Linked DNA regions of Mus musculus: region 1 is linked to region 2. Evidence: chromatin loops called from intact Hi-C (ENCODE). Cell type or tissue: left cerebral cortex. All regions are shown on one strand. Links, peaks and the distances in the headings refer to the core of each region. The heading gives the core; the rest is flanking DNA.

Evidence for each region. Hi-C counts contacts between places; a loop is a spot of excess contacts. Peaks named below come from ENCODE experiments on the same cell type or tissue, not always from the same donor. Only the 100,000 strongest peaks of a DNase experiment are listed, where the experiment ranks them.
Region 1: a loop joins it to region 2, with 13 times the contacts of the local background. A loop is called at or near these places in 21 of 42 quality-filtered maps.

What each region holds. Positions count from the first base shown.
Region 1 is chr16:72,206,990-72,222,592 of GRCm38, forward strand. It overlaps a transcript of Robo1 not described here. Among named protein-coding and RNA genes, the nearest start is that of 8030451O07Rik, 20 kb to the right of the region's middle. In left cerebral cortex, for the core only: CTCF peaks have their summits at 8,938 (motif pointing left) and 11,217 (motif pointing right); DNase peaks (open chromatin) are centred at 8,925 and 11,225; H3K4me3 peaks cover 287 bases.
Region 2 is chr16:71,239,108-71,254,710 of GRCm38, forward strand. 4930567J20Rik (RIKEN cDNA 4930567J20 gene) reads left to right here and starts at 10,797. Exons shown (of 3, transcript NR_040576.1): 1 at 10,797-11,123. In left cerebral cortex, for the core only: a CTCF peak has its summit at 8,594 (motif pointing right); a DNase peak (open chromatin) is centred at 8,590.

The DNA.
Region 1 (15,603 bases), core at 5,047-13,046, 970 kb after region 2:
CTGCAATCCTATAGGTGGAACAACAATGTGAACTAACCAGTACCCCCAGAGCTTGTGTCTCTAGTTGCATATGTAGCAGAAGATGACCTAGTCGGCCATCATTGGGAAGAGAGACCCTTGGTCTTGCGAAGATTATATGCCCTAATACAGGGGAATGCCAGGGCCAGGAAGCAGGCTGGATGGGTTGGGGAACAGGGTGGGGGGAGGGTATAGAGGACTTTCGGGATAGCATTTGAAATGTAAACGAAGAAAATATCTAATAAAAAATTGAAAAAAGAAGAAAAAAGAGAAGAAAAGCAAAGCACAGCCACTCTTGCTTCCTAAGTTCTGGGTTCATTTCTCAGAGTTACTTGTTCTGCAGTTGTACCAGCCCATTTTAGAGTATATACCAACTAATTTTTAAAAGAAAGTGCTGTGTGACATGAAACTAAAAGCCAAACAACAATACACACAAACCAAATAAATCAAAAAAGTTCAGCAATCTTTTTCCTAGATAATTGAGATATGACATAATAAAATAAAAAAATAAAATGATGCATGGTGTTGAAAAGTTTTTCCAACAATGACCACCCTGTTCATTGATATAGAAGATATGTAACTCACGAAAGGACATGCAGAGTGGTCAACACAGCTAAACATGGGGTGATGGGTCTTGCTTTTCTTCCCCAATGAGCTAGGGGCTGATCATTCTGTCTCTTTCTAGTTGTGACAAGGACCTTTGCATTCTCTCTAATGGTAGTGAGGATCCATGGAAGAATGTCAAATTGTCAGAATTCACCATCTGACCTGAGTATAGGTCACTTTGGCTCTTCTTAGAAGGCCAACATCACTATGCCTCTGTACTGGAGATGGTTCATGAGTAGACACAGTGAAGCTAAGGAAACAAAAGTGACTTGACTATTGTGCTATGACCCTGATGTATTAAGGAATAATTAAGGAACAAATTGGTGTTTCTAGCTTATTGAAGGATAGATAACAATGCCATTTTCTCAATGCCTATTTGGCAAGCAATCATAAACTTAATTTGAGAAGTATATTCAGAATGGTAAATCCAATTGGCAGTGAAACTGGCAGGTCAAAATTCAATGGATTAAGAAGACAGTTATTGTTAATGAGAAATATTTGAGAGTCATTACTTTAGGCATAATTTTATACTATTTCTGTGCTTATCTAAGAAAATTGTGTAAATGTACACAAATTCTCCTGCTATCAGTATTTTGGAATATAATGTCAGAACAGTTATATTTCATTAAGTGCTGCTTTCATTTCCTCTGATGAAGGAATGAGGTAAGAGATATTCCAAAGCTGTGCAAGTACATAGCTTAGGCTCATCCTAAAGTATTTCTTTCTTTGTTCTAACTATCTCTAGGCCTGAGTGTGGATGCAGCTAACCTCCAAGCAGTTTAATCTGCCAAGCTGACTGATTTAATCTGGCTTCTTTTGGCTTCTGACTGAATTGTTCTTCTTGGCCTCATATTAATGTTGACAATATGTTCTAATCTTCTGGCTCCTTTCTATTCTCTGGCTCCTTCTGTTTTCATGTGTGTACAGCTAGTTCTCTCTACTACCTATTTCTATAAAACTGTCCCAGTAAAACTCTCATGTGCACATACCACATTCTCTCTCTCTCTCCCTCTCCCTCTCCCTCTCCCTCTCCCTCTCCCTCTCCCTCTCCCTCTCCCTCTCCCTCTCCCTCTCCCTCTCCCTCTTTCTTTCTTTTTCTCACTTGTCATATCCTGTGCTGTACCATCAGAGATCTATTTTAAGTAATGAAATATTGCAATGGTTATGTAAATTTACTTACTACAACTTAATTAAAAATGTGTTCTGCTACCTTGTCCTGATTTTCACTGGAATTTTGATAGGCATCTCTTCAGCTGATGTCTCAAAATAATCCAAAATCCCTGCAGAACTGACCAAAATCTTGAGTAAATTTTACATAAAATTACAATAAAGAACTACCCTTTTTCAAAATACCTGTGTTTCAACATCTGCTGGTTACTCAGTCACACAAGGTTTTACACAGAGGCCATGCATTATTATGTAAACAGCAGTCTTATAAATTGGTACTAAATATTCTGATTATACACGCATAAAAATAAAACACAAAGAATTATACAAGAGGATATATACGAGCCACAGATGAGCAAATGTTTTATTGAAGTGATTTCATAACAGGTTGTAGAAATATTTTGCTGTTTAATTATGAAACATGGAAACACTGTTCATCTATAGATTTTAATATGTAACAGTGGCTTCTATAAAATTTTTATAGAAACTTGTGGAAAATTGGCTTTTTATTTATTTGTAATATCCAAATATTTCCCCAAATATTTATAGATAGAAGTATTAAACTTGTATTTATGACATTCTTTCCAAGAAACACTGAATACTTTAAGACTAAATTGACCACTTTTTTTTCTTTTATCTGATTTTCAAGTTGCATAATTATAAATAATTCTTTTAAGCCTTAGCACTTAGTTGAAAAGAATATTTGGATGGAGTTTTGAAATGTCTCAGCTCCTCCTGCACCATGTCTGCCTAGATGCTGCAATGCAGGGAGCCTTGATGATAGCGGACTGAATCTTTGAACCTGTAAGCCAGCCCCAATTAAATGTTGTCCTTATAAGAGTTGCCTTGGTCATGGTGTCTGTTCACAGCAGGAAAATCCTATCTAAGACACCACCCTTCTAAAAAACCCAAGTTTACACACCCCACCCCACCCCACTTTGGTCTCAGCGTGCCTTATAGTCACCTGTAATTACAGCCTGTGAGCTTCTGATACTCCCTGGAGGCCAGTGTGGTACCTGCACACACAGGATGTAACTTACACAGACATACAGATACACTTAAATTGAGATAATAAAAAATAAACATTTAAAAAAGAATAAAGGGAGAAGTCAGAGATGAGCAGAAATTTTATTGAACTGAATTGTGTTCACCTGTAAAAGGTTTTGTAATCATGAACTATTCAACCTAGTTTATTTGCACAGACATTTCCTGCTGAAGAAATTGAAATATTTCATAGAACAAATAACGACTAATCTCTGCCTCATGTTAAAGCAGTAGAAGATTCTCAGTAGAGAGAAGTTTTTTCTACTCCTCTAAAAATAAGCAAAGCAAACTTCTGTGAAGTTTTATCACAGAAAATTCATTACAAAGATCAAGATATTAGTTAGACATCACAGTGACATGTTGCCATAATAGTTCATTTTTTTGTTGTTTTATTTTCTTTTTACATGGTGTTAGATACTTAGGGTTTTTTTTTTTAATGAGTCAGTTATTAAAAGGAAGATGCCTTAACTTTCCACATGAGCATATTAGTACAACTCTGATTTAAATATGTATTTAATTGTCTAACGAAGCTCACACTCATTTAAATACAATCTGTCAATCCTCGTTTCAACAATTTAGTTTGAGAATGATAACATGTCTGTAACTATTGCTAATAATTTTGCTAAATTTCACTGAATTGTTTGGGGTCAATCAAGTTAAAGGCAAAATGAAAATAAAATGAAATAAAATAAAATCCTGAATCAAATTATAAAACCTGTTTCACGATGCTTTCAGCAGAATGGCTCCTTTAGATATAATCAAGAACTTTCTAAAATTTGTTGAAAATGTAATCTTATATTTAACTATAGGCAGGTGATTAAAACAAAAAAAGAAAATGAGCTATTGATTTCATTTTACCTGATGGAAAAATTTACTTCATACTGAATGGATTTATTTGAGTTAAATTAAATAATGTAATATCTATTCAAATTGGTTTGGGAACATACTCCCAGCCAGCCATGCTGCTTATTTCTTCAGATAATTACCATTAGATTTCACATAAACCCCGCACAGAGCCTCCTGTGGCTCAGAGGTGATGATTTCACTCTTGCAAGAGCAGTCAGAACCCACAGTCCCGGCAAGAAGATGTCCTTTCGTTTATTTTTTTAACAACAGAATTCATAGATATTATATATATATATATATATATATATATATATATATATATATATATGTAATATCTTCTAAATGGTTTACTTTTATTTAGAGTAACAATGACAAAAAGATTATATTAAAAATGTTTAAAGTCAAAAGAAAAAGCACTCATGTTTCCAGATCGGTGGACTTGGAAAGCAATCCCTTGGCATACTTGGCATAGGTTGTAGGACTTCGCATCACAAAGCCATAGACTCAAAGCTGAAACCCATCTGTTTATTGTTGGATGTCAATAGTCTAGATGTTTGGCTATTGTTTCATTCTAGACATTTTCCTACTTTGTAAAATGTGATAATCATATGCCCCCATTCAGACAACATAACCCTACTAAACACTATAGTATTTCAATATTTGTTCTTCGGTAAGCACCATGCAATGTGATCCTTAAGCACCATGGAATGCATTCAGTTGTGTTATTTGTGAACCTAACAACTCTTCCTATAAGATGAGCAACAATGTCCCCAATGTATGACACAGTGACTCTAATTACTCACTTGTACAGAGCAAGGAACACATCCCTAGTGTTAGAAACTGTGACTGTTGTTGAGTTGGATTCAGTTTATCATTTCCTTTCTGTTTAGGGTTGTTCCGGACTAGTCATTCTTCTAGAGAAATTCATTTAAGACATTCCTTTTATTTTTAACTTAATGAAACCAGAATCAAATCTTTAAAATTCTTTCCCTTTCATAAGTTACACCTTTGAGGAGGCTGACTTAGCCCACCCTGGTTAAGTTTCTAACATTTGTCATTGGCTCTAGGAATTGAATTTGAATGGATGCACTTGAATAAATTATCTGTGAAATTACTTTGAAATGAATTGCTGAAAATCTGGGGGCAATTTTGTTATTAGTGCCATATTTCTTATAGAAATTTGGAGAATAAAAGCCTTGAAATAAGCATGCCATTCTGAAAAAGATGCTGAACACACAAGATTATCAATTTTAAATAAAGGTTTCACTGTAGGAACTCACATAGACTAAAGTACGGAGCACAGAGCCTGACGGGTCTGGACCACATGAAGCTGAAGCCCTGAGAGAAGAAGAGGACAAGAACCCCATGCCTGATCCAGAAACATTCCCAGTTGATAACCACTTGCAAATGTAGCATTTGATTTCCGGAATGGAATCTCATTGGGTATGCAAACCACTCTTTAAGGGCAGACCTCATACCTGGGAGTAAATGGCCAACACAAAGCTATCTGGGTAGTAATTTGAGAGATTCTTTAACTCATAATGCTTGGTTGCCCCCCACCCACCCACCCACCCACCTTACAGGTATACAATGTTATATTATCAATTCCAGTTTTGTGTGTCCATGGAATTTCTCTCTGTGTGAACATATGCTTCTCTGTGTCTCACAAGTTGCCAGATATCAAGTAAACACGACTCTGAAACCTCTCTCTACATCTCTTCTTCCCCCCTTTCTTCCACTCTTTTAACGCTAATATCAAAGCTGTACTTGAATGTGCTAATTATGTGTTACTAAAAGAACAAACTTCAGGTCAGTTAAAAGTTTAGTACTAAAATCTACTTAAAGGCAAGCTCTGAGTAGCATGTTCCTTGTTTTTTGAAACCACTCAGGCTGATATGGAAGATAAAAACAAATAGGCATATGTTATTTCAAGAAAGTATAGCTCTGCCTTAAATGATAATGAAGTGATTGCAGTATTTTATTTACTTTATAAAAATCGTGAAGGCGCAGACACTATTGTGGATGCCAAGAAGTGCTTGCTGACAGGAGCCTGATATAGCTGTCTCCTGAGAGTCTCTGCCAGAGCCTGACAAATACAGAGGCAAATGCTCGAAGTCAACCATTGAACTGATCGCAAGGTACCCAATGGAAGAGCTAGAGAAAGGAGCTGAAGGGGTTTGCAACCCCTCAAAGCTACCAGGGACTAATCCACCAACCAAAGAGTACACATGGAGAGACCCATGCTCCAACAGCATCAATAGCAGAGGATGGCCTTGTCGGTCATCAATGGGAGAAGAGGCCCTTGGACATGTGAAGGCTTGATGCCCCAGTGTCTAGGAATTTGAGGGTGGGGAGGCAGGAGTGGGTGTGTGCACACCCTCATAGAAGCAGGAGGAGGAGGGGTGGAATAGGAGGTTTCTGGGGCCAGGGAAATTGGGAAAAGGGATAACATTTGAAATGTAAATAAATAAAATATCCAATGAAAATTGTTAAGGAACTTTAGTTTTATCTAGGCAACTGCTGTTTCACATTTAAACAATCTAGAGGAGTGTGAACATTGTGACTTAGACATTGTGCTTGCCGTGCACAATACAGAAAGTTTCTCATATTAGTGAATGTAGGCACACGTGTTATGAATACAACCATTCTTATTTCCACCTTCCCGATAGCATTTCATTTCATATGGAATTTGACCTGTCAATTCTACTTGTTCCTGGATACATTCAAACTAGTTCTTCCTAAAAGTTAAAGAGAAGCTCATTTAACATTCTGTAAATATATGTATTTATAGTGTAGTGGAAATAACCTATGTTTTCTAACTAGAATTTGGAAAGTATAGTGAAGAAGAATGCAGTTTATGGGGGGGGGGTTGGTTTTTTGTTTTGTTTTGTTTTTTGAGGGGTTCTTTTTTGTTTGGTTGGTTGGTTCTTTTTGTGTTTTTGTTTGTTTGGTTTTGGGGGGGTGTTTTGTTTTTTGTTTTTTGTTTTGTTTTGTTTGTTTGTTTGTTTGTTTGTTTCTTAAGACAGGGTTTCTCTGTGTAGCCCTGGCTGGCCTCGAACTCAGAAATCCACCTGCCTCTGCCTCCCAAGTGCTGGGATTAAAGGCATGTGCCACCACACTCGGCTACAGTTCATGTTTATTAAATACATTTTCACGTATGTTATAGAAATGCTCTCAAATGGTGGTATATAGTACACACACACACACACACACACACACACACACACACACACACAATCACTCTTATGCCCTGAGTCAGAAATACAGAAAAAAATGAATACATATTTATTTTTCTCTAAGACCATAATGATCTCGTTTTCCCTTTAGGCTTATCTCTTTATGAATATTAATTTTTGTACAGGCAACTATTGCCATTTAAAATTATTTTGCCAATCTTTGTAAGACTGGAAAGTTTAATGCTCTATTAAGCATTTTACAAATAAGTTTTTCAAATCACATACCCCTGAGCGTACCAATGGACCGATGAAACCACCAGTTCCCTGGGCACTGGAGTCTCTCCGTTCTAAATGAATGCTAAAACTTTTTCCTCCCTTCTAAAGTTTTCTTGGTAAATATTTTGCCTGAGAACATCAGGGCTCATCTTTTAATTATCTTAGTATGAATTCTTGTGTGTATTTTTATGAGAATGAAAAAAATTAGAATCATATTACCATGTGCTAACTTATTTGTGAATGTATATTGTATGGTAGTGTCAGTTTTTGTATAATCTAACAGTAATCCAGCTCAGCCTGCGATTTAAAGTCTGAATAATTTTCATATCCACTTCTCAAATAGGTCATATCGCTATGTTCATGAAAAAAATCACATAGTGTTCTCTATTTGATTCTATAACACACTTGACACACCACCACTAACATCTATACATTTACTTGTAGATTTTATTCTTCAAGTCTTAAGGGAATACACAGAGAACAAATACATATGAATCAAATAGTACGTGCGTTCTAATTTCACTACTGTGACTCCTCAGAGGCACGGTTTTCAGACGATATGAAGATTAGAAAGCCAATGCTCTAACATTCAAGCAAAATTTCAATATTTTCACATTTTCAGACGAGAATGAATCGCTCCAATTGGACACTAATAGCATGTTAATCTTTTAATATACGTATAATCTCAAAACAGGCATGATGCAGCATAGTACCACTATCATACAAGCAGTATTAAAATTCATATGTTCTTGTCTCTGGCCCACTAGCAAAGGGTTTCCTGAGGACCTCTTTCAGCTCAGACTTCTCCAACGGAAGCTGAGATTATAAGGTGACAAAGTGGACTGTCTCCCCTCAAACACTCTCAGAGACCCAGGCAGCTGGAACTTTATAATCGGTGGCGGGGGGCGGGGGGAGCTATAGCAGGAACAAACAAGCAAACCAAACCCAACATTACCCTTCAGGGAATGAGGTGGATTAGAGAGATAATGACTGAGTCATCTTCTGAGGAGTGAACAGGAATTTTCCAGCTCTACAGATGCTATAAAATCCATTCCATGATCTTGGAAAGATATAAAAGGCGGGGGTGGCTTTGAGTAAAAATGGAGGCCTTTTGCAGAACACATGACCAAGGCTCGACTTTCCACTTCATTTCGTGAAAGTTGCACTTGTATTCTATAGTCACAGTTTCACAAAGTTACTAAAGGGCAGGCGGTGATTTTAAAACAAGCCTAGTGTTAAGATTTTTTTTTTTTATCCTATCCACAAGTGAAGAAAATTATAATGCTGTAGGTGATGCAATTTTCTGTTAATTTTGTATATGTGACCACATGGACGGTTATGCTAATGTGTTTGCATTATAGTAAGGTCACTTCATGTTATATACCGAGAGGAGAGGACAGGCTATTTCGTATGACTGTCGCACAGGAGAAGGATAGAAGACGATTAGTTCTCCAGGCCAGCACTGTTTTCAAGATGCATTTAAGGCACAGTCTTTTAGAGGCCCCTATGCAGGATTTTTCCTTTTATCTCAGGAACAGGGCGAGTGGACCTCTGTTTGCTCAAGGGAAATGGTAGAAGCTGAAGTGGGGTTGAGATTTCTCTGCGAGGGGTCGGAAAGAGCATCCAGTTATCTCTGTTGTTTCCACTGCCGATTCTTTTGTAGTCGCTTTTCGTACAGATTAACGGAGGCACAGGATACAATTGTCTCGGCATTTTTTCATTGAAATATGATAAACCTGGATCACTGAAAGACTTGGGATTTTTTGAAAAGGTTTAAGGAGTTCCTAGCTTATTCTGCCACCTTGTGGCCAGAACGCGAATTTCCATCACATCTGCAATAAGTATTTGTCTTTCTCAGGAAAGTAATTTACAGTATTTTACCTAGAGGAATCCCTAAGGACAATGAAGATTTATATTAATTTTCCTCAATAAATATTCCCTACTCAAGAGAATCGTGTCTTTTATTTGAATTCTTTAACTTTAGTTAACATTCTGTTTCGCAAGAATAACACAGGCCTGGGACACATTGAACGGAAATTAAATTAAACCAAATTATAATGCTGTTGGGTGCCATCGCGAACTCTTTATAGCACTTTGATTTATTAAGTGAACAGTGGGGGAATTGAAAGAGGTGCCTTCCCAATGGGATCAAGAACATTCCTGCTTGCTTGTTCTGTGGATATTGTGAGAGTCATCAAGATAAAAATATACAAATAGCTAATGTCTAGTAAGCATTATGGACAGCATATTGCCCTTTTACCAAGTCCATTGTGGTCTAGGAGATTTCTACTAATAATTTTTCTCTTCTTTGATCAAGTATTTTTTATCTTACATCTTCATAAAGCTATTTTCACTCTTATTATGAAATAGCTTTTACCTCATTAGTGGCACTGTCCTAAATGTTGTGTATTTCCTTTAGGTTAGTCCTTTAAAAGTACTCTTAATCAAGCTGGGCGTAGTGGCGCACGCCTTTAATCCCAGCACTCAGGAGGCAGAGGCAGGCAGACTTCTGAGTTCGAGGTCAGCCTGGTCTACAGAATGAGTTTGAGGACAGCCAGGGATACACAGAGAAACCTGTCTCAAAACAAAACAAAACAAAACAAAATAAAACAAAACAAAACAAAGTACTCTGAATCAAGAAGCAACAGATTCATTGAAACAAAGCAGTAGAGGTAAAGATATAAACTAACTTGCAAGCCATCTATCAGCTATTGGCTTCCCCTCATGTGGTTCTCAGCCACAAATAAATTTCAAATGGAGATTTATTATCTGTGGAATTTCGGTTATACCTTAGCTATTTTGTTCTTGTATCCCCTTTTATTAAGATGTCATGTCTGTTTCTTGCATGTGTGCAATGTACCATTATCATGCTTACACCATTATGTTCTTATCCCCTTATTCTCTCTCTAACTGTTTCTCTTCTTCCTCCTAACGGGCTCTTCCCTATTTTTTCCACCATTTTGCCATTGTCCAGGTCTCCTGAAAATAGTCACCACTCCATAAAATCTCTCCTTTCAGCTTGATTTTAAATGGGACTTATCCATAAACTAGTTCAACTTGCCCCATGTGGAATATAAAGGAGTGAAAACTTGTTAGACATTAAACATTTGTAATTGTTGAAATAATGACAGAGTCCTTTATTTTATCTTGGCTAATGCTTCAAGAAACAAAGTCTGTGGCTTACATACGTAGGCACCTGCTTCTGTTTTCTTTAAGACTGCCTGCCGTCTGGAATGAGGACCTGCTTTTAAAGTGAATTTCTTGAAATTTTTAATGGGTCTCATAGCTGTTGCCAAACTGCTTCCTTTGTTCCCTTCAGCCTGTGAACCACCATACAAATTATTTTGAAGTGATCTTTACACCCCTGAACTAAATTCCTGATCAGTGTAGTTATTAGTATCAACCACCTGCTTTCTTTGTCCCATAAAAAACACAGGAGTCATTGACATGGCTTTCGAGTTCTCTATAGTCTTAATTTTCACTCATTATCATGAATTGATTTTTTTTAATCACTTTCCATTTCTTGACTTAGATACATACTAATGCTATATTTAGGATATGTCCTCATGTGACATATCTCATTGTGAGGCAACTTCTCTCCTTGTTTGAGCTTAACCAGGTAACACAGTTTGCACAGTGGAATAGAATGGTAAGAATCTCACAATCTGAGCAAAGCCGCAATAGCCATTGAGACGTTTTTGAGATTTTTTGATCTTGCCCTCTACAACAGAGTGCTATGGCATGGTTCGCTTGGGAACTGAAACGCTGCAGCTTGGCGCTGCCTGGGAGAATTCCACCCAGTCACAGAGGCCAGAGATATCTCTAACTAGCCCTTGTGTGACTTGAATGGAAAAATGCAAGTTTTCCAATATTTACTAACTTTTCCATACGGCTCACTCAGTATCCAAAACATTTCCCTTCTTCTTCTATAACACCCAAAGTAGTGTGAGAATAGAGTCTCAGGCGTTGCCACATTACATTTGAATAACTCTGACGGTAATCATTCTAGGCAAGGGAGAACACAAGTGTTGTTCCACAATTTTACTTCAATACAAGCTCCTTATTTCCTCATACACTTCTACTTTCTTACCACCAGATGGCGCTCTGAGTCTAGCTAGCCAATAATCACACAAACCACATTTAATTGCATTTTACTTACAGGAGATAATCTCTTCCTAAAAGTTAAGATTCAGTCATTCCTTAGAATCCCAAACATTCACTCATTTGCACATTTTTCCTATTAATTTCTTTGGCAATAAAAGGTATGAATGGGATTCTTCACAGAGCTATTTCCTAGTATAGTAATAATACCTACTATGATTGTTACTAACTTCTATCATATAGAAAACGCCAAATAATCATTATGTATTAATAGTAATTTTGTATTACATATATAACTGAAATTTTTACCATATTTAAAGCTTGGTGCTCTCTATATCATATTTAAGTCTTCAGATCAGAATGTAAACAATGCAACAGTTGGCCGACCTAGAGGTAAAGATTTAAGAACCATGATTGCTAACCATAGGTTCAGATCTATTTAAAGGAGGTCAAATCTGACGAAGAAAAAAATACCAGGACATGAGAACATTGTCGGATCAGTGGAATGGAAAGAGGCTCTTCGGCAAGGGAGATTGCCATGGTACAACTGAAAAGTTGGCTGAAAATACCAAAGAGATCATTTGTTTTGTTTTGTTTTCTAGGGTCATAATCAAGAAGATGTTGAATGGATGAGAGTGATGGACACTAGGAAATATTCTAGGAACGTAAAATGAATTGATGGAAGTTGGGTTATTAGTAAATGGCGCAAGGACATAGGCAATTCTGTAATGATGGCATCACTTATGTTGAAATAAGCCTCTGTGTGATGAATAAAGGGAAACAAGAAAGACAACGGACTCAAGAATGGGAGCTGGGTTATATAAAAAGGCTCTTGTAGATAGCGAAGGAATACTGAGCGTGTCTTTAGACTAAGAAAGGTCATCCAAATCACAGCGCCCCCAATGGAGGAGCTAGAGAAAGTACCCAAGGAGCTAAAGGGATCTGCAATCCTATAGGTGGAACAACATTATGAACTAACCAGTACCCCGGAGCTCTTGACTCTAGCTGCATATGTATCAAAAGATGGCCTAGTCGGCCATCACTGGAAAGAGAGGCCCATTGGTCAGGCAAACTTTATATGCCCCAGTACAGGGGAACGCCAGGGCCAAAAAATGGGAATGGGTGGGTAGGGGAGTGGGGGGGGGACTTTTGGGATAGCATTGGAAATGTAAATGAAATAAATACCTAATTTTAAAAAAAGACCTATAAAGGGAAGTAGACACAATTTAAAAAAAGAAAAAAAGAAAAAGAAAAAGAAAGGTGATCCAAAAAAGAAAATTGACATTACCATATAATAGAAAGGGGATATACAGTATTAACAATTTTGAATTCTTAGACTTACAGAATTTTAACTTGGATCACAAATTCTTTGACAAGACTATAGGAAACTGCTATTGTTATCAGTTATCTGTGTGAGGATAAGAAGATATACCCATAGTTGGAAAATAAAATAATGTGTTACATATGAAAACTTCATGTATAATTTTACCAAGGACTACTATTGGTAAATTCACCCCATTGGTATGCTCAATTGAAATATATACCTGATCATTTCTTTCTTTGTACTTCAACTGGAAAAGTTATTAAATGAAGTGATTCCATTAATTTCTGGTAGTAGGAATTAATTAGAATCAACTCATAAGGAAAAATAACTAAGCTAATTAAAGTATAGATTTATTTCTATATTTTACACTAGAAAAATACATAGTACTATGTAAAATGATAATAGATATTATATACTTGAATATTTCTTAATGGGTATATTTTTTAAAAAGCCTACACAAGAATCATATATAAATATTTTTAAGCTTTGTGTGAGAATGATGTCGAGTAAAATTCTATGAATATTGGGAATAGGGAAGGCAAGTTAGATGGTAGCCTTCTGATAATCATAACATAAACCCCTCTTAAAGCTATATAATTAGAGAATCAATGTTATAATAATTATTCAAATATACAAATGTTTTAAATTAAGGAGTATCACTAGAAATTTCCACATAGCCTATATCATGTCTTGACAATATTTCTCCATGCATTCCTTTCTTTATTAACAAGTTTTCTCCCCTTTTCTAGTGCACTTTCTACAATGTCATATTTTTTCATCTTTAGTTTTAAAATATGATATATAGCATATCATATTTGTGCTCCTTGTGTTGCAAACATTTCATATACATATGTAAGGTGAGAGCGATAAAAAAAATGATGAGAGAGGGTTTAAAGTTATAAGTAAAACATATCATTGAGTAAAGAGAATATAGGCCTTTTCTGACAGCTCGTGTGAGCGACATTCGTGTGACCGTTATTTTATTTTCAATTACGTGGATAATCTATGTGGGCATGATTAAACACTGTCAGGTTTTAACTTTGGTATTCTGGGTATGCAAAGATATTGTAATCATGTATCATAGCCAGTGATCATTCTGTCTGACTGAATTGGCCAATTCTAGAAGGAAACTCATATCCTAGCACACTTTGGACAGAAAGTCACGTGCAGGACAGGGGGTGATTATTTTAGACTGTGTCACATGCAGTGGCATATATAACACAATATATATTAAACCAAGATTACACCTGGATGTATATGACCACATCAGTAAAATTCTTTCTAAAATGGCTGCATACCTTACCCAGCAGACAATCTCTGGCAGCAAACATCCAGAGTATCTGGCTGTTATAAACTTTATGCTTCTTTTATTATTATTATTACATAATTTTATTTACATTTCAAATGTTATCCCCTTTCCTAGTTTCCCCTCCGAAACACCCCCCATTGCTTCCCTCCTCTCCCTGCTCATCAACCCACCCACTCCTGCTTCCTGGCCCTGGCATTCTCCTGTACTTGGGAATAGAGCCTTCATACCTTATTGATGACCAACTAGACCATCCTCTGCTACATATGGAGCTGCAGCCATGAGTTCCACCATGTGTTTTCTTTGGTAGGTTGTTTAGTCCCAGGGAGTTCTGGGGGTACTGTTTTGTTCACGTTTGAAGTTCCTCCTACTGGGCTGCAAACTCCTTCAACTCCTTGGGTTCTTGTCAGGCCTAGATGTCAAACTTGTTTTTGGAAATGTGTCACTTGGTGTTGGCCACTCCACAGTCACTTATTCTGACCAGTTTTGTATCTCTGGAATAGTCTCCACCTTTGGCAAAAGGAAGACTTTGGAAGAGTATTAAGTGCTACACTCATCAATTAATCATGTATAAATTAATGGTTTCTGAGAAAAGACCAACAGCTTCCTGTAGGGATGAGTTGGCCCAGAGGTTGCCTTATCTATTCCAAGTGGGAATCCTGAACACATGTACCTAACAGTGACACGAAATAGACTCACGTGTGTGTATGTGTGTGTGTGTGTGTGTGTGTGTGTGTTTGATGTATCATTATGGCTAACATGTAATAATATTTAAAGAAGGAATTATTAATTTGGTAGGAGACACAAGAGGTTGAAAGAGAAGAGGAGTAATTTTCATACAATTTCTCACGTTTGAAGTTCTAAAAAAAAAAATTACATACCTCTTAGCCAGAGATGATTTATAAAATTTTACACATCCTTTAGAGGGAACATTCCACACTTAAAACATTTCAAGGCAATAACTGTATTAACTTTCATTAAGCTGGGCATCATTCCAGTGAGCACTGAATCTAAGTTTTTTTATATATCATTTTGCGTGTGTAAATAATATAGCACTAATGATATTTTGTAAATATTTGTCCATCTATATGATTGGAAAATTCCAAGAGGTTATTAGACTATCTCAAATGGAATTTGAAAAAAAAACTCAAAAAATAAGCCACTGAAGACACAAACTCTTAACAGTTAAAGGAATGTGTGTGAACAGCCACAGAGAGCCTTGCTGGTTGAGGGGAAATTTGCATCTTCACAATAAGTGTTATATGAAAAGCAGAGCCCTTTTCACATGCTAGCTCAGCTATTGAAGTTATTCTTATCTCCTATCTGGACTACTGCCTAGTAAGAATAGGAAATTCTTCATTCATTTTACCAATTATATCTGCCATGTGCAGGCAATGCAGAGCCTTGGCGAACATTCAGACAGCCTGCGGATTGAATTTGTTGGTAGAGGACACTCAGCATTGTTCAGCAGTGCAGGAAGCTGGGCTGGCTTTAATAATACATGAGGGCTGCTTTGGACGATTTTTCAGGCTCTTGTGTTGACTGCATGCATGCTGCTATGAGCCATGAAGTCTGCCCACTTCAGGCTCTGTTAAGAAAAGAAACTCAGCACAGAAGGCTTGTGGAAATTTGTGTTTTATTGGCCAGATCAACCTCTCCAAATCAAACCTATTTTAAAATTGAAAGCATAACATTGGCCAAACATTTATTTGAGCTTCATAGATTCATGTCTTTGCAAC
Region 2 (15,603 bases), core at 4,022-12,021:
AAGTATGTCCATGACATACTTCATTTCCTGATGAAATATTATTATAGAAGATATTTCAAAAAATTGAAGTTCTGATTTTACATAGCTACATATTTTTCTTGTACAAAAGTAGGTGAAGTTTTTGAAATAACAAATAATAATGAAAACCAATCTATAGATCTCTGAATTAGGTAAAACTAACATTCATATTTTAAAATATCACAAAATAATTGTCTATTCTTCACTGAATTATTAGATACTTACTCATGTAGTTTATTAAATTTATCATAGTGTAACTGGATTTAGAATTATTCAGAGTGATGCTGAACTTACTACTTTAAAATGTTTTTATTTAAAGTTTGACTGAGGAAGCAGAAGTCAGTCTGTGCTCAGTACAGAGACAGTTAATGTAAGATTTAAGAGGCATCTCCAGTCATTGTGAGGCTGAAGAATAAATGCAAAGACAGCTAAAGCCAGAGCTGAAAAGCGTCTGCTATGAAACATCCCTGCTGCCTCCTGGAGAAGAGCAGGTAATTTTCATAGGACACTCTCAATTGCTGTAAGTCATTGCAATTGTAAGTCATTGCAATGATCATAGTCTTAGCTACCTGCTGAGAATAATGACTTCTTTTTCACATTTCACTTCTAAGTTGCGTATAATTTCTGATTGGCAGTATCTAAATTGGAAGCAGAGAGCAAAAGAATAGTTATAAACATGATGCCAAACCATCCCGGCAATAAACGGGACAAACTGAATGTGGAACACTGAGGAGAAAATAGCACGCATTGGGTCAGCTTTCAAATATCAGGAAGTTACATCATTTCTTTTTAAAATTCTATTATAACAAACAATGTGATGCACTTAAATTATCTCCAATTTGTCTTAAAATTATAGCAGTAATTCCTTGTATACCTACATTTTAAAGGTAAATAGCAATTTATGTAGGACAGATATTGTATAACGTTAGAGAAGCTTATGTATGTGCATTTTATAGCTATATTTTATTATATATATATATATGTGTATAACAGTTATACATACTATATATATATATATATATATATATATATATATATACATATATATAGTCATAATTGTAGTTTTGTTGAATTTTATACTGATGCACAGTGGAAAACCACATACTGCTCATTTTCTTATTGGGTCAATTATGTTTTCCCAGAGAAAAGAAAAGTCTGCATTGAGTTTAGTCAAAAATAAATCCTCTTTAAAGTTCTTCATATTAGTAAAAAAAAATACCTTCTTCTGAAATTGTGATATTAGAGAGAAAGCAAAATGTATATAAAATTATATGGTTTATATACTGCTTTATTTCACAGTCTAATATTTTAAGAAATTATGTTTATTCCAGATAATTTATTTTTATAATGAGTTTCTAAGTTTGGATATGTTAACATTTTTGCAAATCATTTTTAGGTAGAGGTATCAACAAAACAATGTAATTTTGCTCACGACAAAAGAAATATGTTAAAGAGAATAAAATGGTCTTTTGTGAATCTTAAAAATTCCTTTGATTCAGAAAAGTGAGTAAAATAAGTGTATCCTTAGCCTTTGGTTCCATGTTATAAAATAAACACAAATAAAATATAAAGAATGGGCTATTTTAGAAATTAAGGCAAACTTTGAAAAGGCAAAAGATCATGAAAATTTCTTGAAAGTTTTATTATGTGTATTTTTCTTTTTAAATGGGAAGCTGGTACAACCATTCTGGAAATCAGTCTGGGTGTTCCTCAGAAAACTGGAAATAATATTACCTGAGGACCCAGCTATTCCACTCCTGGGCATATACCCAAAAGATTCTCCAACATATAATAAGGATACATGCTTCACTATGTTCATAGCAGCCTCATTTATAAAAGCCGGGAGCTGGAAAGAACCCAGATGTCCCTCAACAGAGGAATGGATACAGAAAATGTGGTATATTTATACAATGGATTACTACTCAGCTATTAAAAACAATGAAGTCATGAAATTCGTAGGGAAATGGATGGAACTAGAAAATATCTTCCTGAGTGAGGTAACCCAATCACAAAAGAACACACATGGTATGCACTCACTGATTAGCCCAAAAGCTCGGAATACCCAAGATACAACTCAGAGATCACATGAAGTTCAAGAAGAGGAAGGATCGACGTGAGGGTGCATCAGTCTTTCTTAGAAAGAGGAACAAATACTCATGGGAGCAAATATGGTGACAAAGTGTGGAGCAAAGACTGAAGGAAAGGTCATCCAGAGACTGTCCCACCTGTGATCCATCCCATATACAGTCACCAAACTCAGACACTATTGTGGATGCCAAGAAGGGCTTGCTGATAGGATCCTGATACAGTGGTCTCCTGAGATGCTCTGTCAGAGCCTGACAAATATAGAGGCTGATGCTCACAGCCAATCATTGGACTGAGCACAGGTTTCCCAATGGGGTCCTCAAGAGAGGAGTTAGAGAAAGGACAGAAAGAGCTGAAGGGGTTTGTAACCCATAGGAAGAATAACAATATCAATCAAAGAGACCTCCCCAGAGCTCCCAGGAACTAAACCACCGACCAAAGAGTACCTATGGAAGGACCCCATGGCTTCCAGCTGCATATGCAGCAGAGGATGGCTTTGCCAGGTATCAAAGGGAGGAGAGGCCCTTGGTGCTGTGAAGGTTCGATGCTCCTATAGGAGAATGCCAGGTTGGGGAGGCAGGAGTGGGTGTGTGGGTGGGGGAACAGCCATTATAGAAGCACATCAGGGGGAAATAGGAAAATTGTCAAAAGAAAATAAAAGGGAAACATTTTGTGTCTTTGCAGCCAACCTCTCGTTAGTTCCTTCAGTTCTCCTGGTGTGGAATAACAGAAAATAGCAATACCATGGAATATTAACCCCTGAAGGACATTTTCCATAAGCACTACCTTCCTGACAGTATGGGAAAGCCATGGTAGCAGAAAATAACTTGCTTGAGGGGAAGGAGACAGAGACAGAAGGATGTAGAACTCTTAAATAATGCAGCCATTTATTGAGAAATGTTGAAGGATTCCAGGATCCTTCTAAAAGCTTATCTCAATACGTAAATAAAAATTGAATATTTGAAGTACATTTTTTCCTATCAATAGAGAGAAGAATTTTCAAATTGTAAGAGCTCTGAGATGGACTATTTAGGGAATAGGTAAAAATAACCCATGAACAATAAAAATAAAAAGTTTCAAGAGCAGAAGACAGCACTGGAGATAAGCAAAATACAGAGTCCCTGGCTTGAGATGATTTATATTCTGATTATTTCACTTTTTTTTTCTACTGAAAAATGATATGCACTAGAAAGAAAGCTTGCTTGCTAACATAAGAAATATCCCAGTTTCCCAATTATTGTTAAAAGTTTCCTTTTGGTCCTCTTGGCAACTGCCACTCCTGGAACCATTCTTTACATACTTGCTCTGTTGTTTATTGTTTGCCCCTTCTCGTGCCCTCCAACTACACTGTGACATCCGTGACAGACTTTGTCTTATTGTCTCTATTTTGGGGGTCCAGTCGCAGTGCCTGAGGGTAAAGCAGGAGCTCAATGGAGCACTTGGCAGAGATGAAGGTAAGAATAGATAGACTTCACAGATAGAAGGTTAGATACATCCCCTTCCCTCAAAAAAATCGAAAGCAATACCAAGGATTGTTAACCCCTGTAGGCCGTTTCTCATAAACAATACTTTTCTGTAAAATTCATTTCCAGACAACAACCCAAAACAAATACACCTCCAGAAGTAAGACATTACTCTGAGCAACTTTGTTGGGATTGATTAGGGAATGATCGCATATTTTTCACTGTAGAAACTAAATTTCAGAAAGGTAGGATAGCTATGTGTGGATGTAATGAGCACCTTTCTCTGTATGTGAGTAGGTGACAGACGATCGGTGATAGACATATAGATGCAAATAACTATGTATTCAAGACGAGTAAAACCTAAAACTGTATAGCCAGACCCTTGCTTGAATCCTGGATTATAATCTCTATTATCTTAATAGTCCTTCAAATAAATTTCTTCTCTATTTCAGCATTGCTTTCCTGTGAAAACAAAAGCACCAGAAATGCCTTGCTAGAGAGCAGCTGACACCATGGCAGGCAAAGCATTATCTTAATTGCACCACTGTTTGGACTGTTAGAGACCAGGAGTGACTAGATTCAAATGGGCAGTTGGCCCATGCTATCTGTGTGGTAATGGGATTGGTGATGGCAGAGCCAGGCTAACAGCAATCAAAATTCCACAAGTAACTGTATTTTTGGCTGATCTTTTGGGTAGTGTTATTTGTAGCAAGTGCAAATACAGAGGCTGTTAATTGGCATTTTCAAGTTTTCCCCTCTTCCTCCCTGAGCAACCCTTCAGTATCACTGCTCCCTCCCGAATACACACATGTCATTTTCCCCTATCCATTTTTTTTTCTCAAAAACAGTTCTCCGAAGCACATTATATATGTAGAGTTCTTAATTGCAGAAGGGTTTCATGTTTTCTGTGACTTTAGAGACGGTGCCCACAGAGCAAACGCTGAAGAGCAACTGCTTCCAAACAGCATGCTAAGGGACACAGGGCGAGCACATTTGATAATGAAAGACTCTAATTTACAAATCATTTGGCAAATTGACAATCTCCAGGAGGGTCTCTGCTTCTGCTGCCCTTCACAGCATCTCCTTATTCTATGTTAGCAATTAACCTTCACTAAGTTTTCTATTTTGATTAGACAGTGAGAGGCAGTAGTAGGAAATCAGCTGCTGCAAGCCCAGAGGTTGGAGATTCAGGGCATTCATCCACTTTTGCTTGGTCACAGTTGACTCTCTTCATCCATGCGTTCCCACCATGCGTCAATGGTTCTTTCTGAACTCGGTTTTATGTTAGTGTCTCCTCTACACGACATTTTTTTTTTTTCTTTTTTAGGTTGAAAATGACTTCCAATCATTTGGAGGATGTAGCCCAGAATTTTGCAAACAGCAATTTAAGAAATCATTAAAACATGACAAATATTTTACTGCTGTAAGAACTGAATATTTTCTAAATCCTTAACGTAAGTTTTAAAATTTTATCTTCCTCAAGCAAACTCTACTTTTTTTCAGAATCGCAAGACTCTTTTAATGCTTTACCAATACATTTTCAATGTAGTGCTCATATTGCCCAACAGGAGTTATATAAAAAATTAAAAATTCTACTCAAGGAAACTGTAGTGCACCACTATGGATCTTTTATTCAGCTTATTTCAAAATAGGATTATATATGTGTAATATTTAATGGGGAAAATCCCCTTTGAAAAATAAACTGGAAAAGATCCAATAGGCAGGGAGAATCTTTTCAGCACTGGGATAAAAATTAACGAAGGAGAAACAAAGAAATTATCTAGATAATTTTCCTCTGTAATGTTACTCTGAAATCTCTTTCCTTGTCCTGCCAGGGAGACCACTGCAAAGATGTCCCTTTCAGGCAATTCTGTGCTCTTGTGAAACACTGTGGTTCTTTCAACGCCACAATGTTTAGTAACTGACCCCCAAATAATCATGGTATCAGGATGAATAGAAGAAGGCAAGAATTAGCTGTACAATATTTGTCAGCTGCACAACATATGTTAAGATCTCTTTATGAGAGAGATTATATATGCATGCTCAATACCACAAGAGGCAATATGTAGAAAATTTCTATTGAGTAGAAGATAATACCATCAAGTATAATATTTAGAGATACCAAATATATTGACAAATGTGTATTTATTAAAATAGTTTGAAATGAATGCATCTTACTACTTAAAATACTTAATTTGTTGTTCCTGTGAAGGCTCTATGCCCCAGTATAGGGGAATGCCAGGGCCAGGAAGCAGGAGTGGGTGGGTTGGTGAGCAGGGGGAGGGAGGAAGGGATAGTTTTTTGGAGTGGAAACCAGGAAAGGGCATAACATTTGAAATGTAAATAAAAATTCAAGGGGTAGCGCATACCGGTGTCGATGTGGAGCAAGAGGGAACACTTCTCCATTGCTGGAGGGAGTAAAATCTTGTACAAGCACCAAGGAAATCAATTTGTTCCTTTCTCAGAAAATTGGGAATAGTTTTACATCAAGACTCGGTGATACCACTCCTGGGCACATATACCCCAAAATGCTTCGCCATCCCACAAAGTGATACCACTCCTGGGCACATATACCCCAAAATGCTTCGCCATCCCACAAAGTGATACCACTCCTGGGCACATATACCCCAAAATGCTTCGCCATCCCACAAAGTGATACCACTCCTGGGCACATATACCCCAAAATGCTTCGCCATCCCACAAAGTGATACCACTCCTGGGCATATATACCCCAAAATGCTTCGCCATCCCACAAAGACACTTCCTCCACTGCGTTCATAGCAGCTTTATGGGTAAATAGCCAAAACTGGAAACTACACAGGTATCCCCGAGCTGAAGTATGGATAAAAGAAGGTGTGGTTCATCAACACAATGGTATACTAATAAGCTATTAAAAACAAGGACACGATGAATTTTGCAGAAAAATGGGTGAAATTGGAAAATATTATTCAGACCAAAGAGGATATGTACGGTATGAACACATAAGTGGAGATTATTTATAAAGTCCAGGATAAACACACTACAATTCAATGTCCCAAAGAAGGCAAATAACAAGGACGGCCAAGGGGATGATGTTTGAATCTTCCTCAGAAGGGAATAGAAAATTAATATCAGAGTGGATGAAGAGGGGATGGGAAGAGGAACGGGATGGGGAGATCAGGTGTAGGGAGAGACAGGTATAGGGAGAGCAGGAGGTAGAGAACAAAAGTTGGCACTGGGGTGGGGGTGGAGTGCATCTCCATGACATGTCAGAGACCTGGGGACAGGAGGTGGTAGTGATCGTGTAGGTCACCGAGTCATTAGGAATGAGTCTGAGATTCTTAGCAGTGGAGGATAATGGGATAAGGAAAGAAAACCACCCACAAAGCCTTTGACCCAAAATGTGTCCTGCCTACAAAGTGTGCAGAGATAAAGATGGAGTAGAGATAGAGGGAATGGCCAACCAATGACTGGCCCAAATTTAGACCAATTCCATGGCCAAGAACCAGTCCATGACAGCATGAATGATACTCTGTTTTGCTTGCAGACAGGATCCCAGCATAACAGTCTTTGACAGGATCCACCCAAAACTTGATGGAGACAGACACAGAGACTCACGGGCAAACATTAGATGGAGCTCAGAGAGTCTGTGGAAGAGTTCGGAAAGGGTTGAGGGACAACAGAGGACAGGGATTCCACAGGAAGACCAACAGAATCAACTCACCTGGACCTTTGGGGGCTCCCAGAGAGTGAACCACTAAAGAAAAAACATGACTGGAACTAGGCCCCCTGCACATACATAGCAGATGTGCGGCGTGGTCTCCATGTGGGTTCCGAACAGCTAGAGAGGAGGCTGCCCCTGAATCTGTTGCCGGAATGTGGATCCTGTTCCCCTAACTGGATAGCCTTGTCTTGCCTCAGAGGGAGAGAGTGTGCCTAGTCCTGCATCAACTTGATGTGTCAAGGTGGGGTGATATCCAGAAGGGGGCTCCCCATTCTCAGAGGAGAAGGGGAGCGGGGCTTGGAAAGAGCCACCTTGTGTGTGGAGGACTGGGAGGAGAGGGGGCTGATATTTAGATGTAAAGAGAATAAATAAATTAATTAAAGGGATTAAAAAGAACAAATGGTAAAAACAAACAAACAAAAGATAATTCAGTACTACTGGAGAAAAAATGTTTGCTCCTTTTCCTTTATTTAAAGATGTATATGTATAGCTTCTGGCTAAGTGATTGGTAATTACTTTCACAAAATTCTTCCTATCCAGCCCACAGCCAGTATTGCTTATATATTTTAAATTCCTATGAATATTGCATCGGCTCCTAATCTGATCTGTGAAAAGTATAAATATATAAACTGAATGGTATTGAACATGTAAGGTGGTGTAATAAATTTGTATAATGTATGTACTACAAATACTATGGAAGGAGTTACAGAAACAAAGTATGGAGCTGAGATGAAAGGATGGACCATGCAGAGACTGCCATATCCAGGGATCCACCCCATAATCAGCTTCCAAATGCTGACACCATTGCATACACTAGCAAGATTTTACTGAAAGGACCCAGATGTAGCTGTCTCTTGTGAGACTATGCCGGGGCCTAGCAAACACAGAAGTGGATGCTCACAGTCAGCTAATGGATGGATCACAGGGCTCCCAATGGAGGAGCTAGAGAAAGTACCCAAGGAGCTAAAGGGAACTTCAACCCTATAGGTGGAACAACATTATGAACTAACCAGTACCCCTGAGCTCTTGACTCTAGCTGCATATGTATCAAAAGATGGCCTAGTCGGCCATCACTGGAAAGAGAGGCCCATTGGACACGCAGACTTTGTGTGCCCCGGTACAGGGGAACGCCAGGGCCAAAGGGGGGGAGTGGGTGGGTAGGGGAGTGGGGGTGGGTGGGTAAGGGGGACTTTTGGTATAGCATTGGAAATGTAAATGAGCTAAATACCTAATAAAAAAAAATGAAAAAAAAAAAAAAAAAGACTCAATTGAATATTTTTAGATCCAAACTGACTGAAATCTATAAATGGCCAGGAGAGGGCGCGCACGCCCTACTTTGTGGAGGCTGTGAGCCGCTTGCTTCCTTACATTGTCCAGAAAGGTGTTTTGTGTTGCTTTGTCAGTTTCTTCAGTAAAGACAGGGAAAATGTCATTTCTATTCAAAGAAATTAAGGAAAAGAAAACAATTTTTAGAGTAATTATAGCGAAATAAAGTATCAAATAAAATTGAACTGTAGAGATATTTAAAGGAAATACGGGTACACAATGTAGCATATTGCTCTCTCTCTCTCTCTCTCCCTTTCCCTCTCTCTCTTTCTCTCTTTCTCTCTCTCCCTATTTATATGTCTCCAGGAAAACCATAAATAACCTGCTGATAATTTTAAACTTCATTCGTGTTTCTATATGAGCAAATGGTTACGTACATATTATAGCAAAAATATTTACCTATTCGCTATTTCTGATAACAAGCTTTATAATTGGGTAGTACAGTGTAACATTATGTCTTGCTTTTATTTTAATTAGTATTGTAGTGATCACACACCTCAGGACATGTGACTCAAATCCGAGTCCTCGGGCATCAGAATTTACCACACAATTTTTGTAACAAAATTGTTTAAATGAATAATGTTTAAAATATTTATTACATATCATATTAATAAGTTACATAAAAGATAAGGAAATGTTTCTATGTTGGCAAGTGATCATATGATATATTAAATATAGGTTGTTACATTATACTTTTTAAATAAAATTTTCATTTATACTTATTTTCAATAGAATACAATTCATTTTTGAATTATGGTAGCATATAATTTATAGTAGAAACAAATGTTTTCAAAGTATTTGTCCTCAAAGTTTAAGGTAAGATATTGTTTATTTATAGTATATAAACATTAATTAATGTTAGGAGTGAGTGTGGTGGCAGTCCCAAAGGCGCCAGGGACTGTAGCTAAGTCGTATGACTTGCACCTGACTTTCTCATATAAGCCACAAACATCTTGAGAGCTGCGCAGGTGCACCAGGATACCGGTGAATCCAGTTTGATGGAGATATGCCCCTGCTGCCCTGATTAGCTGAAGCTGCGTGCCTGGTGAGGTGGCGTGGCCTGCTGTGCATGGATGAGAGTATAAAAGGAGTGAGAGGCCCAGGGTTCGGGGGAGATATAAACAAGAAGAATCAGGACTGAATAAACTGCTGTTAGAAGGACTGGTGGTCGTGTCGTTCTTGCTGGTCGAGATCGGACGCGACAAATTAAAATGAATTTTTAAAATGCTATATATAATAATTTCTCATTCTAACATTTTTATTTATTATTTTATTAGTTTAGTCCGTGCCTCTGTGTGTGTGTGTGTGTGTGTAGTGGGTTTGTGCATGTGTGGGTGTATGCCCTTGGAATTGCCGTGACGCAGGTGAGGAGTTCAAAGAACAAGTACCGTGAGTGAGTTCTGTCCATCGACCATTTGAGACCTTGGATGCAAACTTAGTCATTAGGTGTGTGGACAAGCGCTTATATCCGCTCAGCTAACTTTCAGCTGCTATGATTAATGTATAAGATGTTAGTTTCAAATGAATGCAAAGATATCTGCAAACCATCAGTGATTGTATTTAATTGAAGATTTTTAAAGGTATAATTTTTTATTAAAGATTCTTCTTGAATTAAATTTTGAGAAAGAGAAGCAAAATATCAATAACGTTAGGTAGAGATTTAATTTTGTATATATTAAAGTGGACATTCCTATATTAAGTTCTCAAGACATATTTTCCCTTTTAAAAATTATGCTTTTAGAATTTCATACTACATCGTCTTTACCTCACATTGTTTTTTTAAATCCCCATCTCTTTCCAGGTCTCCTACTACAAACTGATCTCCAACTTCATATTTTTTTCTGTCTCTTAAACAAAAGAGAGAAGAAACCTGCCTGAAACCATGGCCCCAGGAGGGAGTGAGCCCCCAAAAGAAGACCCGCACATGGAGACCTGAAATACCACCAGGATGGTGCCACAGGGACCCAGACCAGTAGCGAGCCTAAGATGACCACCAGTGTGGCACCACACAGGGCTGGGGGTGGGGCAGACCATGCCTGAGATGACCCCTGCCTGTCGTCATAAGGTATGGGCGGGATATAGAATTCCTGAGTCCACTTCAGAGATGATCCCAGACAGAGACCCCAGGACGCCACAAAGAGGTGCAAGTAAAAGGTGGAGAAACCGAAGAGAAAGAGAAGCAGAAGGATGTGGGCGCAATGGAGAAAGATGTTACTGAGACTTCAGGGTAGTGATGCCCACCTACGACCATGATGGAATCTTGGCCTGTGCTGCGGCCAAGGACCATGTCTAGGTCTGTGGCCATGCAGTTGCCACCAAAGGCCAGGCACACGTCCCTGGTCTGGGCTGTTGATTATGGACACGTTGATATATGTGATCTGCGCAGAACTGGGTCTGCTACTCACATGGACATAGTGGGAGTGCTGGACCTGAGGAGTTAAGAGAAGGAGCGCTCATCTCGTCCCTAACCAGCTGGGTAGAACTGGCACATGACCCTGAAAGGACAGTAGAGTTGTTCCTCTTTGCTTGTGAGTATTGCTGGTGAACCAGCCCGAGGGTATGAACATGGGCAAGCTGTCCCTGCATCTTGTCTGCTGGGCAGTGAAGTAGGAGAAGAACAAGATGCCCACTTCGACATGTGCCCCCTGCCACCTATGGCAGAAAAGAGAGATGGACCCAGAGTCGTGAGAGCAGGAGAGCTGTCCCTGTCCCTCACCTTCTGCAGCACATGGGTGAGGGGACCTTGTACCTTGCCTGAGCCATAGAGTAGAGATGATCCTGATGGCATGAGAACAGGAGCGGTGGCTCTGCTCCTTTCTGTCTGTAGCACTGGATGACCTAGCCTGGGCAGGGCAGGAGAGCTTGCCTTGGCAGTGTGAGTGTGGGAGAGCTAGTGAGCTCCAGGGCTTTGAATTGGCTCATCCCAACATCTACCCCATTGATGAACTGCTGGAGTGCATGCAGGGGCCAGTCCTACAGATCCAAAACGACAGCATCTCTATGACACAAGGCAACAACGGGATATCCAAAAGACAGCCCCTGAGGTTCCCATATTGCAAATGTAGCAGGAGACAGAGGCCTTGAACCAGACCAATGACTCAGTGTAATGAACGTTTGAAAGCAAAGAAGTGTGGTCAAAAGTCTCTACTTTGGGACACAATGTGTCACATTACAGTTTCAACAAGAGTTTTGTTGTTGTTGTTGTTGTTTGTTTGTTTGTTTGCTTTGTTTTCTTTTTCCTTTTTCTCTTTTGGTGAGATGGAGGCAAGGACAGAGGGCAGGTGTGAGATGGGAAGATGAGTGGGACCGGGGTACCAATAAAAAGTTTTAAAACATGAAATAAGGAGAATAACTACATAGAGATTGCATTTCAGAGGCATTTTGTGTACTTTCAGTATGTACACGTGCATGTTTGTTTTAAGAATAACAATATTTAATATTTTTGTTCACTCTTAAAAAAGTGAAAGCATGAAAGAAAGAAAGGGGTTGGACTTTTATGCCTTTAATTTCAGCTCTAGGGAAACAGATCACAGGTGGATGCCTGTGAATTCAAGGCCAGATAGGTCTACAGAGTGAGTTCCTGGCCATGTTGAGCTGTCTAAAGACTGTCTAAAGACAAGAGAGAAAGAGGAGAAGAGAGGAAGGGGTGGGTAGGCAGAGAAAGAAACGGAAACAGACAAAGATAGAGACATACAGAGAGACAGAAAGAGTCAGAAACAGAAAAGCTGTCAGAGACAGAGACAGAAACAGAGGCACACAGAGATACATAGAGTGAGTGACACAGGGGACTAAAGAGAAGATGGATTCCATGTTGTGAGCAGGATGCCTGCCCTGGAATGTGCTTAATATGCCCAGTGCCCCCATCTGAAGAAAACTGATTTTGCATCTCCCAACAGCTACTATTTTCCAATTGGAGGAGGAAATTTGTGCCCACAAATCTTCATTAGTGCTGCAAAGTTTGTCCAGCTTGAACTTTGCAGGTCATGAGCATCCTGCCCCAGCCTGTGAATTCACATTTTCTTATCCCCTGTTGTGTCTGGAAAATACTCTTTCCTAAAAGCATACACAAGCATTGGCTATTACAGTCTTACCCTCTTCTGCATGATCAAGCAAGATATTGAATTCAGGGCTGAGGATTCCATATTAGCAACTAGCTGATCCCATATTAAACAATTTTGTCAGACACACCTGAATTACTCTAAAAATTTACTTAATCATGCATTGTAATTCAATGCTAAAATCTATTTGAAAATAAATCAATCAAAACTCAGTGGCAACCTTGTAATAAGAAAATAAGTAAAGGATGCACTATTTCAGAAGCAGCAGTGTACTAAAAATTGGTAACTTCAGACATTAACACCAGAAATATTACTAAAAATGGTACAGTTATTTTGTGCTTAACTCACTACTCTGAAAAATATTCCTTTCTGCTTACAGTTCTTTGAATAAAGTTGTTTTAGGTAACTTAATCTTATTAAATACACCAAGCTTTCCTGAAATTAATTTTATAAATTTAATATTAATAATAAATAACCAACAGTATAAAATGTTTATTTACATTTTTTATAAATTCAAATTCTGGATTTTAAAATTTTGGTGGTAAAGAAAAATTGCTTTAGGTGACACTGGTGTAACTTAGTAGAAATATAAACATAAATATATTTTTGGATGACTTTCTTCAAGACTTTTAGACATTTCTGTTTTCATAATTTGTCAGATATGCAGTTTGGTCTTCATATGGGTCCGGAAGGACTGGAGGAGGGGCTATTCCAAAGGCTGTTGTTTACATATGGGATATGTTCTTTTAGAAGGGCTGTCATGTCTGTTCTTAGTGGAAAAGGAAGCACCTAGTCTCTCAGAGTCTCAACGTGCAGGGATACAGGGCTATCCAGGGAGGCCCCCACCTAGGTGGAGAAGGACAGGGAAGGATGGGGGAAGGGTTGTAGGACGGGTTGACTGCGAGGGGCACAGTGAGAGGGATGTAAAGTGAATAAAAAAAATTAAAATATTAAATTAAAAAGTAAGTTTCACTCAGTATTATCCTTGCAACTCTATGCTTTTGGATTCCTGTCATTACGACTCTATTTTCTATAACCCAGCATATCAGAAGTATCATTTAACCTTACTGTATCTGGGGTTGCTTTTACAGTACCTGTGGCATAGTTTGGGTTTGAGTAACTGCAAAAATACTGCTTAGATTTTACTCATAATAATACTGTTATTATTTTACTCATTACCTACTATTCTTTTCCTTTACTGATTTTCTTTTCTTTTCTCTTCTCTGTTTTTGCCTTTTCACTTCTATTCTCTTGTTTCTAGATGTAGGTGGTTTTAATCTTTCTGGGTTTTCCCAGACAAAATGGCTGTCAATTGAGTCATCAGCTATCCCTGCAATCAATGGAGATGGCCACATGATGGATCCAGTTATTGCAATCAGTATAGATTTTGAATAAAGTGTCAGCTGTGGCCCTGGGTCCATTTGGTCTCAGAAAGTACATCTTTTCTCAAAGTCCTACCTTTTAGAAAGAGAGGTGTTGGACTGAATACAGAGTCACTAGAGTCATTTAATCAATAAAGACAAAGGTGATGAATGGCAGGTAAACCTATGCGGACTGAAGCAAACTAACTGTTCTTTAGAAGAAAAAGAAATCAAGTTTTAAATACCATTTCAGCAAGTTGCTGTTCTGTTTAGAAGGGGGTGATAATCGACTTACAAGTAAAGATGATGGAGATGCAGCGAGCATTAAGAATCCAAGAAAGGTACAGATCTGGGCTGTCTCCTGAGCTTTCTACCATCCATATGCCTCCAAAAATTTGCTTTTGCTGAAATAATACAATTATTAAACTGCAATTTTACTCGAATTTAATTGCTTTTCTTTTCTTTTAAATGTCTTTTTCCCAACAGTTCTGTCTCTTTCTTGTGATTCATGAATAACAGGATTTCATTTTTATTCATGGTAGAATTATACTCTATTGTGTTCATATCTATTTATCTAAAAATCTGTCTGTCTGTCTATCTATCTATCATTTATCTATCTATCATCCATCTATCATCAATCTAGTTTCTTTTTCCTATTTATGTTTCTTTTCCCATTTACCTGCTTATTGGAGTCTAGAGTGACTCAATAAATTTGTTTGAATAACACCATATAAAAATGAACCAAAATAAATCCCCCAGATCTTTATGTTGCTTCAAAAATGACTCTCAGAAATTGATTATATACAAATTCCTGTGTTCACCCTCTTCATTCTTATTTGACGACCAAAGCGCCTTAGTACTGATGGTCACACATGTCTTTTATTTAGAAAATCACTCTCAAATTTCTTTGAGCAAGAGACTTATGTGGAAAAAAATTGCATGGAATACATTTGCTTGTTCCCATTTCATAGAAATTTCATTTAGAAGTTATATTGTAAACAAAGAAAGGTTGATGCATGGTTCATGAAAGTATCATGGCCCAGCAATTTATGGAAAAGTATTCTAAATAGGTTATATCTTTTAACTTAATGAGTATAGATAAATAAGCTCTTCATTATAGTATTAAAGTTACTAACAACCAGTAACTGCTTGTGAACTAGTCTTATTTAACACGTACACCTAGAAAAATACATATATACTAATGTATATACACACGCACACAAGTGCACCTACCCAGGCAACCATAACTTAGTCTTTACCACTCAAAGATAGTCTTTGAAAAGACAATTATATTAATGGTCATCAGCCTCTTACAAGTGAGTGTGATAAATTTTCCAGTTTTACTTTTTAAAGCACAAGGTGTTATATGCAATATCAAGCAAGGAGGACAAAACAGCCACCCTGTGCAGGTTGCAATGATTCTCAGTGCTGTGTAATTTCAAAAATGGATAAAAAAGAGAACGTGATAATTGACAACAATATTCAGCTCCATGATCTCTTTCTTGATATCATTTTTATAGATCTCTTTACTAGTTTTTGTTTGTTTGGTTGGTTGGTTTTTTTTTTTTTTTTTTTTTTTTGTAAAATTT